Regions from separate parts of the Homo sapiens genome. Here region 2 is linked to region 1. A link is a loop called in an ENCODE intact Hi-C map of the cell type or tissue named here. Cell type or tissue: K562. All regions are shown on one strand. Links, peaks and the distances in the headings refer to the core of each region. The heading gives the core; the rest is flanking DNA. Region 1 overlaps PPM1H (protein phosphatase, Mg2+/Mn2+ dependent 1H). Region 2 overlaps PPM1H (protein phosphatase, Mg2+/Mn2+ dependent 1H).

The links. Hi-C counts contacts between places; a loop is a spot of excess contacts. Peaks named below come from ENCODE experiments on the same cell type or tissue, not always from the same donor. Only the 100,000 strongest peaks of a DNase experiment are listed, where the experiment ranks them.
Region 2: a loop joins it to region 1, with 2.5 times the contacts of the local background. A loop is called at or near these places in 3 of 110 quality-filtered maps.

The regions. Positions count from the first base shown.
Region 1 is chr12:62,813,985-62,821,970 of GRCh38, reverse strand. The region is part of intron 2 of PPM1H (protein phosphatase, Mg2+/Mn2+ dependent 1H); the gene reads left to right. Among named protein-coding and RNA genes, the nearest start is that of PPM1H, 120 kb to the left of the region's middle. In K562, for the core only: no CTCF peak of the experiment used is centred there; a DNase peak (open chromatin) is centred at 4,080.
Region 2 is chr12:62,910,499-62,918,484 of GRCh38, reverse strand. The region is part of intron 1 of PPM1H (protein phosphatase, Mg2+/Mn2+ dependent 1H); the gene reads left to right. Among named protein-coding and RNA genes, the nearest start is that of PPM1H, 21 kb to the left of the region's middle. RefSeq lists a silencer at 4,242-4,536. In K562, for the core only: a CTCF peak has its summit at 3,653; DNase peaks (open chromatin) are centred at 3,674, 3,944 and 4,374.

The DNA.
Region 1 (7,986 bases), core at 2,578-5,077:
TATCCAGTTTGCCAGTCTGTGTCTTTTAATTGGGGCATTTAGCCCATTCACATTCAAGGTTAATATGTGTGAATGTGATCCTGTCATTAGGATGTTAGCTGGTTATTTTGCCCATTAGTTGATGCAGTTTCTTCCTAGCACCGAAGGTCTTTACAATTTGGCATGTTTTTGCAGTGGCTGGTACCAGTTGTTCCTTTCCATGTTTAGTGCTTCCTTCAGGAGCTCTTGTAAGGCAGGCCTGGTGGTAACAAAATCTCTCAGCATTTGCTTGTCTGTAAAGGATTTTATTTCTCCTTCACTTATGAAGCTTAGTTTGGCTGGATATGAAATTCTGGGTTCTTTAAGAATGTTGAATATTGGCCCCCACTCTCTTCTGGCTTGTAGAGTTTCTGCCGAGAAATCCACTGTTAGTTTGATGGGCTTCCCTTTGCAGGTAACCCGACCTTTCTCTCTGGCTGCCCTTAACATTTTTTCCTTCATTTCAACCTTGGTGAATCTGACAATTAATGTGTCTTGGGGTTGCTCTTCTTGAGGAGTATCTTTGTGGTGGTCTCTGTATTTCCTGAATTTTAATGTTGGCCTGCCTTGCTAGGCTGGGGAAGTTCTCCTGGATCATATCCTGGCAGAGTGTTTTCCAACTTGTTTCCATTCTCCCTGTCACTTTCAGGTACACCAAACAAATGTAGATTTGGTCTTTCACATAGTCCCATATTTCTTGGAGGCTTTGTTCATTTCTTTTTACTTTTTTTTCTCTAAACTTCTCCTCTCACTTTGTTTCATTAATTTGATCTTCCATCACTGATACCCTTTCTTCCACTTGATCGAATTGGCTATCGAAGCTTGTGCATGCGTTACGTAGTTCTCTTGCCACGGTTTTCAGCTCCATCAGGTCATTTAAGGTCTTCTCTACACTGTTTATTCTAGTTAGCCATTCATCTGATCTTTTTTCAAGGTTTTTAGCTTCTTTGCAATGGGTTCGAGCATCCTCCTTTAGCTTGGAGAAGTTTGTTATTACCGACCTCCTGAAGCCTACTTCTGTCAGCTTGTCAAAGTCATTCTCCATCCAGCTTTGTTCCGTTGCTGGAGAGGAGCTGTGATCCTTTGGAGGAGAAGAGGTGCTCTGGTTTTTAGAATTTTCAGCTTTTCTGCTCTGGTTCCTCCCCATCTTTGTGGTTTTATCTACCTTTGGTCTTTGATGCTAGTGACCTACAGATGGGGTGTTGGTGTGGATGTCCTTTTTGTTGATGCTGATGCTATTCCTTTCTGTTTGTTAGTTTTCCTTCTAAGAGTCAGGTTCCTCAGCTGCAGGTCTGTTGGAGTTTCCTGGAGTTCCACTCCAGACCCTATTTGCTTAGGTATCACCAGCGGAGGCTGCAGAACCGCAATATTGCAGAACGGCAAATGTTGCTGCCTGATCGTTCCTCTGGAAGCTTTGTCTCAGAGGGGCACCCAGCCGTATGAGGTGTCAGTCGGCCCCTAATGGGAGGTGCCTCCCAGTTAGGCTACTCGGGGTTCAGGGACCCACTTGAGGAGGCAGTCTGTCCATTCTCAGATCTCAAACTCTGTGCTGGGAGAACCACTACTCTCTTCATAGACAGGGACTTTTAAGTTGCAGAAGTTTCTGCTGCCTTTTGTTCATCTACGCCCTGCCCTCAGAGGTGGGGTCTACAGAGGCAGCAGGCCTTGCAGAGCTGTGGTGGGCTCTGCCCAGTTCGAGCTTCCCCAGCCGCTTTGTTTACCTACTCAAGCTTCAGCAGTGGCAGACGCCTCTCCCCCTACTAGGCTGCTGCCTCACCGGTTGATCTCAGACTGCTGCGCTAGCAGTGAGCAAGGCTTCTTAGGTGTGGGACCTGCTAAGCCAGGTGCCATTTGCTAAGGCCATTGGAAAAGCGCAGTATTTGGGCGGGAGTGTCCTGATTTTCCAGGTACAATCTGCCATGGATTCCCTTGGCTGGGAAAGGGAATTCCCCGACCCCTTGCGCTTCCCAGGTGAGGCAATGCCCCACCCTGCTTCGGCTCGCCCTCTTTGGGCTGCACTCACTGTCCAACCAGTCCCAATGAGATGAACCAGGTACCTCAGTTCGAAATGCAGAAATCACTGTCTTCTGCATCAATCCCACTGGGAGCTGCACACCAGAGCTGTTTCCATTCGGCCATCTTGGAACCGACTCGTGTTTGAGCTCTTGACAGTGGCACCTGACTTAAAAGAAATAAAATACAAATTAATTTCGGGTTTCATCTGCATATAAGTAAAAAGTCAGGAGCTAAAGAAGCAATGTTTGAAATAAGTAAAACAACAACAACAACAACAAAACAAACTTAAAAGGCACACAAATTTAAATGTTTTAAGGTGTTCTGCACTGTAGTATTTTAGCCTGAAGAAATGTAAGGGGATGTGGTTGAAGTTTTCTAGTCTCCATCTCCAACACTCTTGAATGGATCTAGGTTTTGTTCTGTTTTGTCTTTTAATTAAGAGTTTAGTGATATAACTTATAATACAGAAACAATAAACATTTCTCCTTTGGGGTTAAGAAAGCAATGTTTGGCCAGGTACGGTGGCTCACGCCTGTAATCCCAGCACTTTGGGAGGCCGAGGCAGGTGGATCATGAGTTCAGGAGTTCAAGACAAGCCTGGCCAAGAAGGTGAACCCATCTTTACTAAAAATACAAAAAATTAGCCGGGTGCAGTGGCAGGCGCCTGTAATGCCAGTTACTCGGGAGGCTGAGGCAGGAGAATCACTTTAACTTGGAGGGCAGAGGTTGCAGTGAGCTGAGATCACGCCACTGCACTCCAGCCTGGCGACAGAGTGAGACTCCATCTCAAAAAAAAAAAAAAAAAAGCAATGTTTTGGCCGGCGCAGTGGCTCACGCCTGTACTCCCAGCACTTTTGGAGGCCGAGGCAAGGTGGATTCCCTGAGCTCAGGAGTTCGCAACTAGCCTGGGCAAAACAGTGAAACCCCGTCTCTACTGAAACACAAAAAATTAGCTGGGCTTGGTGGCATATGCCTGTATTCCCAGCTTCTTGGGAGTCTGAGGCAGGAGAATTGCTTGAACCCAGGAGGTGGAGGTTACAGTGGGCCAAGATCACACCACTGCACTCCAGCCTGGGCAACTGAGTGAGACTCCATCTCAAAAAAAAAAAAAAAAAGAAAAAGAAAAAGCAACATTTTGAGATATTTGATGAAGCAGGTATGTAGTATAGTAGAGAAGGGCGTTCTCAATGACAAATGAAGGTGGAACTTTTCTTGTGCCTGGATCATTTTTGGGTAGCTTAATGTGAAGAGCTATAAGCCCACAGTCTGGCAAATAGCAAATAGATACTCTTTGGCAATGTGCAAGCCTCTTGACATGCCTACCTCTGAGAACTGATTTGGAAACAGGATGGGTGGCCAGGAAAGAAGGAAATCTACAATTCTAGCACTTCCAAAAGACACTTTCATGAGACTGTCTCTTAGGAAAGCTGCTGTAAGCTTGTTGAGGACAATACCTTATTCCCAATGGCCTCCTGATTCCCACAGAAGGCTTTTTAATTAACCAGCTCAAGATTTGTGCACATGAATCACCATTGCTAGCTCTTCTTTCCTTTGACTTGGAAGGTTATAAAGAGTCTTTATTTATCATACTGATTGCCATACTCAGGTGAAAACACAGCTTTTCCAAGAGCTTTTTCTTCTTAGTTCCCAAATATTTAGTCATTCCAGGAATGAGATAAGAGGAGGAGGGTACCAAGTGACTTCTCTGTGGAAGGAGAAAGAGATCACTCTGAAAGGCATGTCATAACCTAGTGTTAAGAAGTGCGTGTACTTACATAAGATGCGTGGGTGGGAAATATTTAGGGTATTGTGGCCATAACCAGGAAATTTTTTTGCCCACGTCTGACTCCCTATTTCGAACAGATTGTTTTTGGCTTGAGACTAGACTTCTGAACACATGCATTCCAAGTCTACTTCCTTAGGAGCACCCTTGTGTTGTTTAATTTAGCCAAAACACATCAAAGTGTGTGGTTTCAGTATCTGCTAGTTCAGTGTCTAATTACAATAACAGGAGATGGCTGTGTCAGCATCTCGGCCAAGACCATCAGCAGGGGAGAGGAAAGCTGATTATCTTTCTCAGCAGAGGACGGGGCAGCACTGTGGGAACTCCAGGCAAATAGGATCAAAATGGGGCAGGGAAAGGCAAAAGGAACATGAGAAAGGGACTATTTCAACTTTCCGAACTGAGGTTTTGCCATTCTTTTTATCTGTTTTTGTAAGAAGTACTCTTTCACCCCCGAAACATGAAATGAAGGTTGCTTCTGGTTCTACAACAGCAGCCCTTTGGAATATTTCGCCCTCATCAGGCAGTTGGCTCCCTGCAATGATGTCAGCTATAAAAATGCAATAGGAGCAGCCTTTTATTCATCTCATTTTATTATGCTAAAATTTTGTTCCTTGTTCTGCACATGTGAAGAAAATAAGAATTTTCTTTTCTTCTTAGTTTTTTTTTTGTTTGTTTGTTTGTTTTTTTTTGAGACAGGGTCTCTCTCTGTTGTCCAGACTGGAGTGCAGTGGCGCTATCTTGGCTCACTGCAAGCTCCGCCTGCCAGGTTCACGCCATTCTCCTGCCTCAGCCTCCTGGGTAGCTGGGACTACAGGCGCCCGCCACCACGCCCGGCTAATTTTTTGTATTTTTAGTAGAGACGGGGTTTCACCGTGTTAGCCAGGATGGTCTGGATCTCCTGACCTTATGATCTGCCCGCCTCAGCCTCCCAAAGTGCTGGGATAATAGGCATGAACCACTGCGCCTGGCCAGTTTTTTTTTTTTTTTTTCTTTTTTTTAGTTTTTTTTTTTTTCTTTTTTTTTTTTTTTTTTTTAGTAATGCAGTGGTTTCTTTCAAAACTCTTTTAGTTCTAGGGACATAGAACTCTTGCCAGTGATTAAGATGGATGATTTTAAAACCAGGAATTGAGGAGGCTGATGTCAGCTAGAATCCCTTTAAAGGCCCCTTATTGGTGGGTGTTGGATTACTCTGAAGACCAGGTTTGACCAAAATGTACATAGTAGCTGAGAACACAACATGGTTTCACTATAGTTTCCCACTGTGGCAAAATGTAAGGTGCAAGGAAAATAAATCATGTTGAGATGGAAATTTCTTCTTGCTTCACTTATAATCTGACTTCCCACAGCTTTAAGTGGGAAGAACATTGTCAAGGGCAATAAACTTTATTTTCTTCTTTCATTTCTTCTAAAAAAAAAAACCAAAACCATAAATAATACTCAGCACTCGTGTACCAGACGCCGATTTTAGTGCCTTGCTGGTATTAATTTATTTAACCTTATATAGGCTAAGTATCCCTTATCCAAAATGTTTGAAACCAGAAGTGTTTTGGATTTCAGATTTTTTCAGATTTTGGACTATTTGCATATACATAATGAGATATCTTGGGAATGAGACCCAAGTTTAAACACAGAATTCATTAGTGTTTTGTATGCAGCTTACACACATAGTCTGAAGGTAGTCTTATTTCTCCATGGGGTTGCTAAATAAACCAAATGTAGTGTGCCTGTGTTTCTACCATGACCCACTGAGATCAGGTGTAGAATTCTCCACTTGTGATGTCACGTCCGTGCTCAAAAGTTTTGGATTTCAGAGCATTTTCCAGACTTTTGGATTAGGAGTGCCCAAACTGTAATATGTGCATAAATATGTATTATTATTGCCTTTTTTAACTGGTGAGGAAGCTGAGGCACAGAGCTAGAAAGTGTAGATCTTGATTCGACCCAGGCAGTCTGGCCTCAGTGTCTAGACTTACACCATGCTGCCTCTGTATCCATTAGCAGTTGAGACATGGAGCAGGAAAATCTCTTTGAGAAAGTCAGACATCAAGGAAGAATAACTCCTAATGTTGACATGTATAATTTCAATAAAATTTGACACTAAATATTTTCTCATTTCCATTATGATTTCTCTTTTGATATGGGAGTTAGTTAGCAGTGTCCCCTGTCAACTCAGAAACTGTAATAGCTGTTACTAAGATGAAAAACAGAGCTAAAATGAAATTATCATCTTCTCTTTATAGTCCATTTTCTTGCTAAATTATAGAAAGACCATCATTTGCATAAACCATGGGAAGAAAAAAAAGCCCTCTGATTGGATAAGCATGAATACCTGAGTTTGAATCCTGCCTCTGCCCCTTACTAGATGTGTTATCTTGTGCAAGTCAGTCGGCTTCTCCATACCTCAATTTTCCCATCTGTAAATTGGTTATAACAGGTACTATTTCATAGGCTTATTAGAGTGAAGTGAGTTAAAATATGAAAAGTGCTTAGAATAGTGCATGGGGTAGGTGCTCAATAAATATTATCTATTGTTGTTGTTGTTTCTAATAGTGGATTGGCAACTGCACTTCAGTATTATTTCACAGTACTTATGTTTTTTCCATAAACTAATTTAGGGAGAAGTTGTTGATGTATAAACTAATAGTTTAAGAATATTCTCGAGTTGATTCTAGAATAAATCACAATGCAATTTAGCAAAAACCGTTATAAACTTTGTACTTCCTTTTATAAATTAATGTTTTAAGACAGGTCTAAATTGCCATTTAAAAACAAAAGTCAAACTTACTAAACCTATCCTGCACCTTACTGCCTCATTATGTTGGAGGAATTGAACCAAAGAAACCTGCAATTCATATTGTCATATCCTGAGAAGGAAGCAGCATATTCATTAAAGTATATGAAATTAAGGGATTTTTTTCCTCCACTGCAGAGCAGAGTATCCGAACAATTTAGTCAAAAAAAAAGAGGTATGGTAAAAAGCGAACAACGCTGTAGGGTCATGGCTCCATGTGGACAGCAATAGAACGTGAGCCCTAGGAAGGTCTTTCATGAAGTCACTCAAATGTTTTCTCATCTCTACCTCCTCATTGGCTTATTCTTCTCCCTTTCACTGTGGTACTGTGAGGATCAGATGGAAAACTGGACATTGAAAGCCCTGTGGATGGAATGCCTATAGCAGATACTCTGGACTGTGCATTATCATCTTCACTGAGATTCCTGGAAAACTGGCCAGAAAGTTTGTGGAAATCAAACCATATAATCACATATATAGTGGGGAAACAGAAAAATATGGCAACTCTGTTTCCCCAAGGGGAAGTGATCAATCCCTTTTCTTTGGTAGTGGGAGAGACGGGGTAGAAAGTGCATTCTGTGCTCATACAGGACATTTTGTAAAATCAACGATGAGATGTCACTCAAAGTGGGATTTCTACATTTGTGATAGGCCTTTCCTGCTGTTGATATGGCCCCTCCACCGGTTGTATAAATACCTGAATAGTTAGGGTGGCAAAGGGAAGAATAATATTAAATAAGCTAAGGACTTGTGAATGCTACCAGGAGGATACCACTTTTTCCCTTCAGACAACTATTTCTAAATTAACAGTCTCCAAATCGTAAGTTAAAAACAATTTTTTTGGCAGGGTGTGGTGGCTCATGCCTGTAATTTCACAGCATTGGGAGACCAAGGCAGGAGGGTCACTTGAGGCCAGGAGTTTGAGACCCAGCCTGGGCAACATAGCAAGACCCTCTCTACAAAAAATTTAAAAATTAGCCAGGTGTGGTGGCACATGCCTGTAGTCCTAGCTTCTTGGGGCGGCCAACGTGGGAGGATAGCTTGAGGCCAGGAGTTCCAGACTAGCTTGGGCAAAATAAGGAGAACTCATCTCTACAAAAATAAAAATAAAAAATAAAGCCTGGTGTGGTGGTGCACTCATGGTCCCATCTACTCAGGAGGCTGAGGTGGGAGGATGGCTTGAACCCAGGAGACTGAGGCTGCAGTGAACTATGATCATGCCACTGCACTCCAGCTTGGGTGACAGAGCAAGACCTTGTCTCTTAGAAAAAAAATGCACCCCCAATGTGTTTGTTCATTTATTGATCATTTATTGATATATAACCTACTACTGTGTATCCATAAAGTATATAATTATTTTAAAACTATAAAGATA
Region 2 (7,986 bases), core at 2,163-4,662, 97 kb before region 1:
AAGTAGTGTTTTGGTGAGCTGGACATACTGATTAAAAAGCATTATTGCTTCACCTTAATATTTAGGTTTCAATTGCCCCTATTTTGGTACCATCATGCATTTACTGTATGCTTCACATGTCTTAAGAGGCAAAAGATACAGAGGTTTTAACCTTGGGAGGCTCACACTCTTCTTGGGAAAATAAGTTAATGAAAAATTGAGAACCCATGCACAGCATGACAGAGGAGTAGCATGGTGCTGGGGTGGCACCATGATCAATAACTTGAAGGGGCAGCTTGAGGTAGTCTTGGCTCTTTCCCTAGCCAGTCTGTGGCTTCAGCAAGCAGCCTCACTTTTTAAATCCTCAGTTTGCATATTCATAAAGTTAGGTCATCGACTTAGCCCTTCCCAGCTGTACAGTGCTGTGGGAGTAAGTGTCATAAGAGAAGTTGGGTACTTCTTAATTTCTACTGACTTTTCAGTGGGATATTTGTATACATTACAAATTAACATTTTTTCATCTGCCTTGTCTGCTTTATCTTAAAATCTCTGAATATGCATTTTAACAAAAAGTGGAAGTGAATTGAAAATCTAGTTACATTTGATTTTATGAAACAAATGTCTAAATCTAACAGCACGAAAAACCAAGTATGGTGTAGTGGAAACTAATCCCCTTGCTTAGAGGACAGTATCCTGCTCTCCCCACCCTTTACAGCATGAAGAATGAGCACCAAGCACAGGTTATAATATCGTCTCCAGAAAAAAAAATCAAAAAATAAAAATAAACTTCAGTAGCCTATCCTGAATTAAAAGAGACTAAATGTTTAGGCTTTTCTCCCCTAATTCTTTTAAAGTAATGTGATATGTTACTATATTGTCCAGAAAGGATGATTTGAAATATTTGCCTGGAAGGGGGATATGCTTCAAAATCTTATCAGTGAAGCAAACAAAATCATGGTGGTGATGACAAGCTTTTCCTTCCACTTTGGAATGTCCATTTTGAGACATGGTTCTGTTACAGCCAAATTATAATTTGTAAGGTATGTAGATATCTAATTAGGGTCGACTAAAAGTTGAAAAAATGTAAAATTGAAAGCTCTTACTGACCCTTCCAGGAAAAAAAGAAATGAAGATCACAACTAGATCTGATTTCAGCCTTTTCATTTAGCCCCAAGTTGTCTGTAGGTGGGTGACCTGAGGACATCTACATGGCTGTCAGAATTGTGCTGCCACTTGGCACAGAGCTAATGTTCTCCCACTTTGGCCGTTAAATTGCCGCAGAAAGCAGCTGCACTTGATGTAATTTTAATCAATACTTTGTACTTATACGTGGCCCTGCAGCCACGTGTCACTGTACTGCTCTCAGCATCTCTGACCTGAGTAAAGGACGCAGAGGCTTGCTTGAGGTTTGGTTTTGAAAATTCACATAAGTCAAATTATATTTTAAAAGCACCAGGAAGCTTGCTTTGTGACCTATGTCAGTGCAAGACATTTTCATAATGTTCAGAATGGTACTGTTAATCAGTATTGGTTCTTTGTAAGTTGAACTTTCACATGCTACCTTTTTTTTTTTTTTTTAAGTAGAGGGTAACTAGTGGTCTGTTCATTTCAGATGTTAAGCGACCGACAGCTAGCATCAATAGCTCCTTGAAGGTCATCAGGGTTAAGTGGCTAAGGATGAATGACTGGGACTCTGCCTACATCAGCTTCCTCCCTAATGTGCTTTTGAATATTCTTCAAGGATTGATTTATTACTTTTCAGTAACTCCATTTATACCAGAACTGCTTCAGCATCCATTTCTATAGTAGAGTTCTTCTGATTTAAGTACAATTCATTTAAAACAGTATGCTCAAGTAATTTTTTTGTCACCAAAAAAAAAAATACTCTTGGTGTTTGCACTTAAGTACATATCTTTTCCTGAGATATATTTATTTTTACTATATCTCAAAGCAGTGATTTACCTCATCAGTAAAGCCAGTTTTGCAGCTCTGTTAGGAATCTAAATAGTTTATTCTATTCAGTAAATATCATTGGTTAGGTACTTATAGACTTAAAGATGAACCATCTCTACCTAACATTCACACTTTTCAGACTATATTATGAGACAGATACCAAAACAGAAGATGTTTAGATTGTGTTATGTTATTAAATGGTTTGATAGTTAAGATTGTTTATTAAAGAAGATGATGTATGATCAACAATGCCCATATTTAGCAAGCCATATTAGTTACAAGTAAAACTTAAGACTATTTCAGCTCGGTTGACAGAAAACCATTCAGTTAACTCAGTTTTCAGTCAGCTAACATTTATTAAACCTCCTCATGGAGTGTAAGGAAGGCTCTGAAGGTTAAAAAATATATTTTCTATTTTCAAGGGGCTCACAAGTTAGCAGGGGAGACATTGTGTGTATAACTATAATATAATAAGCTACTGTGATGAAGGCATTGATCACATGTGCTGGGAACCCAGCAAATGGGCACAGGCTGGTTAATTCTAAGTTTGGAGAAAATGGGAAGGGGTGAGCAAAGCTGACTGACTGTTCGAACCCTGGAAGAACAGGTTTTGTGTAGAGGAGGCACATGAGGGAGACAGCAGCATGAGGAAGGTCATGACGGTTTGAAAGCGGCTATTTCTGGGAATTAGAAAAATCTTTTGTGACTATTTGTAGGCCTGTCAGAATCCCCACGTGGAGCCTGAACCACCTGACACTAGACATACAATGGTTCTTCCTTCTTACAGAAAGAGTGGGTGCTGGTAACATTTGACTGCTCTTTAGGTCTGCCAGGCATGTCCTCTGGAACCTCTCTGTAGGATTGGTGATTCCCTTCAATCATGTCTGAATGATGCCTCTGTATTTAGGACTCTTGCTGGGCTGCTCTTGGGTACGCCTGTATGCAATGTATCCAGGATTGAAGGGGAAGTGGGAGGGACTTTCCTTCTCAGGTAAAACCTGGGATTTGTCATGGATGGAGGTCCCAGGTGAATTCACTAAGGACCACAATTTTTGCTACAGAAAAGGTAATAATCCCTCATTTGCTGGTTTGATCACCTGGACGTTTCCTGCACAAACTCTGCTGCAGCTGTGCCCAAAGCCCTCCAACCATTCCTGATTGAACCACGCAGGGAGCAGAGCCAGTGCTGGAGCAGACAGCAGAACTCCTGAAGGTCGCGCGTGAGGCAGAGGGCTGCAGGCGCTGCAGGCACTCACCACATATGCCAAGAAATAAAGAGCCACTGAAACCCTAAGCCAAGTTTCTTTTGTCCTGAGATTTCTAACTCATTGCAGTTAAAAATCATCCAAGTAAGAGTCCAGAAGGCACTAACTCTTAACAACAACAACAAAAAACAAAAACTGCATAGAGGCAGGGACAGGGCTCAAGAGGTAGGTTTGCATAAGATTGTGAACGCCCTTGTATGTCATCAAAAGGAACTTTATTTACATCATAAGCAGTGAGCAGCCACAAAGAATTTTTTTTAGTAAGCAAGTATTGGGAATGACATGAGGTTTATGTTTGGGAAAAGTAGCAGATATGGGAGTGAAACAGATGAAGGGTGAAGTACAATGGTGAGTTGGAGAAGAGGCCTTGTTGGAGGCTTTCTAGATAGTAAAGCTAATAGATTGTGGGACTGTTTGGGAATAAGGAAGAGAGATGTTAGCGACATCTAGCGCATACCCTTCTTTCTCCGTGTGGGCACATGGGAGGCTTACACTTCTCTGCTCCCTTTGTAGGTAGATGAGTCCATGTGACTCGTTCTGGCCAGTATATTTGAGCATAAATGAAGTGTCACTTCTAGGCTGATGCATATAATTGTCATTGGAAGACCTTCCAGTATTGTCTTCCTCTTGAATGATAATGGAGAAGGCTAAATGTTAACACTCCACACAGCACGCTTGTGTCTTCCATTTCTTTCATTTGTTGTCCTAGCGTCCTGTGTCTTTAACCCTCCATCACCTTCCCTCTCCCACAGATGTGCTAAGTCATTGCTATTGGGTAAAACAACACACTTCCTTTTCCAGGCTGCATCACCCCTTCAAGTTACTGTGTGTACTATTGCTCCCTTTTTAAGAAAATCTTCCCCTCCTTGTCTTAGTTTGTGTTGCTGTAAAGGAATACCAAAGGCTAGGTAATTTCTAAAGAAAAAACATTTATTTGGCTCATGATTCTTCTGGCTGGAAGATTGGGCATCTGGCGAAAGCCTCTGGCTGCTTCCACTCATGGTTGAAGGCAAAGGACAGCCAGCATGTGCAGAGGTCACATGGCAAGAGAGGAAAGGAGGTGCCAAGCTCCTTATAACAACCAGCTCTCAGGAACTAATAGAGTCAGAACTCACTCATTGCCATGAAGATGCACCAAGCCATTCTTGAGAGATTTGACTCCGTGACCCAAACACCTCCCACTAGGCTCCAATTTCAACATTGGGGATCAGATTTCAACCTGAGACTTGGTGGGGACAAACCAAACTACAGCACTCCTTTATTTCCTTCCTTATAGAAATGTATATTGGGCCAGGCATGGTTGCTCACGCCTGTAATCCCAGCACTTTGGGAGGCTGAGGCCAGCGGGTCACTTGAGGTCAGAAGTTCGAGACCAGCCTGGCCAACATGGTAAAATCCCATCTCTACTAAAAATACAAAGTTAGCCAGGCATGGTGGCGCATGCGTATAATCCCAGCTACTCAGGAGGCTGGGGCAGGAGAATCGCTTGAACCCGGGAGGCGGAGGTTGCAGTGAGCCGAGATTAAACCACTGCACGCCAGCCTGGACAACTGAGTGAGGCTCTGTCCCACCAAAAAAGAACCCCCCAAAAAACCAGTATATTGAATGCTTACTTTGTCAAAAACTTGTCTGGGTGCCAAGTACACAAAGACAAGACAAACCTCTTTTCCTGAAGTTGTCTAGCAGGAGTCCCATCCAGCCGAACAAGCCACTGTAGGAAGGCTTCCCCAGGACATGAGTCAGGAGCTGAACCATAAAGCAGCCAGCCAGACAGTGGAGAGCTGGAAAGGAAAGCGAGTGTGGGTGCATGGAAGGGCAGAGTAGGATGCGCCTGGGAAACTGTGGGGTGCTCTCCATGCATTGCTTCCACTTCAGTGCTACTTAGGAAAACGCTCACCTGTAGTGACCTTCTAGGTGCAGATGGTCACTTTGAAAATGTGCGCATCTTCCACATCCTCACCGCAACAGTAATTGTCGCTGCTCACTCTCTAGTCCACGAAGTCTTTTATCCTGTAACTTCTGGGGACTCCTTCAGGTTCTTTTTCTAGTTTTCTCACCACATTCCCTTTTCTTCTCAAATCTCCCTTAAATACTGATGTTCCCCAAGCTTTCTAGAACATTTCCTCCCTTTCTTCCCCATCTTCATTAACAATTTTATCCATATCACTTTCTTTGGAACTTGAAGAATTTACCTATAGCCTTGCTTCTCCCTTAAGCTCTCCATGGGGTCCCTTCTGCTGTGATCTTTCCTTCACTCTGCCTGCCCATACCATATGCTTTGCATGAGCCTGCATTTATATTTGTTCAAAATGTGAGTATAAATTATAGTAGCCGTAAAGGACATGGTGGATACTCCGTGCCTGTGGAATCATCTACAAACTAATGGTTTTTGACAGTGCCAGGTGGAAGCAGTTGGATAATGCTGAGGCTTCACTGTGTCAATACCTAGGAACAGCTGGGGAACAAATCTGCTTTTAGTTTCTAGAGCTACGTCAGTCTGTTAATAAAATTCTCTTGTAGGTACTCTGGGAGTATGGATATGTTCCCTTGTCCAATTACATTGTGGTGGATTCTTTTTTTGGTTAATTGCCCTGTAGTGAGTTAATACCTGCGTTTGTCTTATTAGCTTTGAAAAACAAAAAACAGATTGAGTCTGTATATTGATTCAGACTTACCTTCTGGGATATCATAGTAGAAGGTTAACTACTCTTGTACATTCTGTACATTTCTGCCAAATCTCGTGTGATGGCCATTAAGATGCTGCTCACCAATTCTCAACTTCAAGTCTCCTCCTCCTGGGCACACTGCTCTTCCCCTCCTATTCCTTCTGCCTCAGCAAGGGGTGACCCTCCAGATTGTGGAAGCCCTGTCCTTCCTGAGAGAAGAGACACGGAGCCAACCTGAAATGGACGCGTAGAGTGAATGAAAAATAAACATCTGTTACTGCCACCATAATGTAGCCCGCAAGTTTTATCAGTACTTAGAAAAGTAAAGTTAATGGTTGTTTGGGGAATGAAGGTGGTTCTAGATTTTACTGTCCTAGGCAGTAAGTTGGGACTGTGAAGAAATAATTTTTTCTGCTAAATGAATGTTGTTAGCTTCATAAGTAGTTTTTCACTATGTTATCTGAATTTCTAATTAGAGTCCTTTCATATAATCACCACTTTTTTGCGTTGTAGGCTCAAGAGTATTGTGAAATGGATGCCATCTTTTTCTTTTTTAATTGAAAGGGGGAAACAGGTGAGTTCCTCAAAGATTTAATAAGGAATATCAGCAAATGTTGCCAACTGTTGTGAAGACTCTGGGATTTAACAAGAACCAAGACAAGACCTGAGGCTTTGAGAATTAAATCTAGCAAAGGAGATAAGCAACCTAAGGATCAGGCGATAAGGGGTGTCATTGGAGTACACATGTGTGAGGGACAGGATGAGAGGGCTAACCAACCAGTGTTCTGGTTTGGGGGAAGTTTTCTTGGGGAGATGACAGTGGTTCATTTCTTCAAACAAAATTTGTTAGACATCTGTCCTACTTTGTGACAGGTGATGGAGTAGATGATGGGCATGCAGTAGAGGGAAAGCGTGGTGCCTGCCCTTGCAGAGTGCACAGGCAAAGCTAGGACCTGAAGGATGAGTGATTAGCAGGAATCAGCCAACCCATTCTCTGAAAGTAGAAACTGATGTGCAAAGACTCAGAAATAAGTAAATGCTGGGGTTGAAAGATGAGGCTCAAGAGGAGCTGGGGACTGGAGGATGGGTGCCCTCACACACTGTAAGATCTCCAAACGGACTTGTCAGGTAATGCTGACTCGTACATTTAGGTAATTAAGGTCAGTAAATGAATTGTACAAGATAACAAACATATTTCTTGGAAATCTGATATGCAAGAAAAACTAACAGTTTTGAGCTCTACCTTTAATTTAAAAATGTGTTAAAGTAAAAATTGCCTTTTGGGACATTAAGGAGAACTTTTACATCGTAGGGTTTAAAAATTTGACAAACTCGTATAATTTCAGATCTTGTCATATTGTTGGGGGAAATATCTTTCTGATGATCACAGTGCCACTCTGCTCAATTTTTGCTAGCCCCACTCAGACTTTGGAGTGCCGTGTAGGGACCACATATCTGATACAGATATCATTAGACCCCCTGAAGAATACCAGTAATTTACATTACTTCTAGCTTTTCAGGTTTTTAGCTGATTTGCTTTCTAGGCCTTGGGAAGTAGGTAGTGGTGGTGAGATTTCATGGCCACTGGAGATTTTCTGTCCCACATTCTCTTGTTTTTGTTCCCAGTTTGCGGAGCCTGCCACATTGTAGGTGCTCAAATATTTACATAATTTTTTTAGTTTTTATCATGGATCTTTATTTAAACCTTCCATTATTATTTAACAGTTCACCTGTGAGTACTTTGTATTCTGAACTAGAGTAAGCTTCCTTGCGGGCAGCTGCTTTGTATACCTCAGATTTGCTGGCTGGTGCTCCAATGGCTTGGTCTGATTCTTCAGATAAAATGAGTATTGCTAGAGGGAGATAACAGTTGTTAATGCATGGGACAGGCAGGAGGTGGTGACCGTTTTTCTTATCAAGAGATATCGCTAAGCAACTGCTAAGCCCTTCCTTCGTCAGCTAATTCTCTCAGTCATGGTGTGTTAGCCTGGATAAAGTGCCATAAGTCAAAAGGATATAGACATAAAAGGAATTTTCTCTAAAAATTGTCATCACAGGCATCAGATTTCTGAATCCAATGTGCTAAATTATTTTTATACAATTGACTTAAATATATTGCTTCA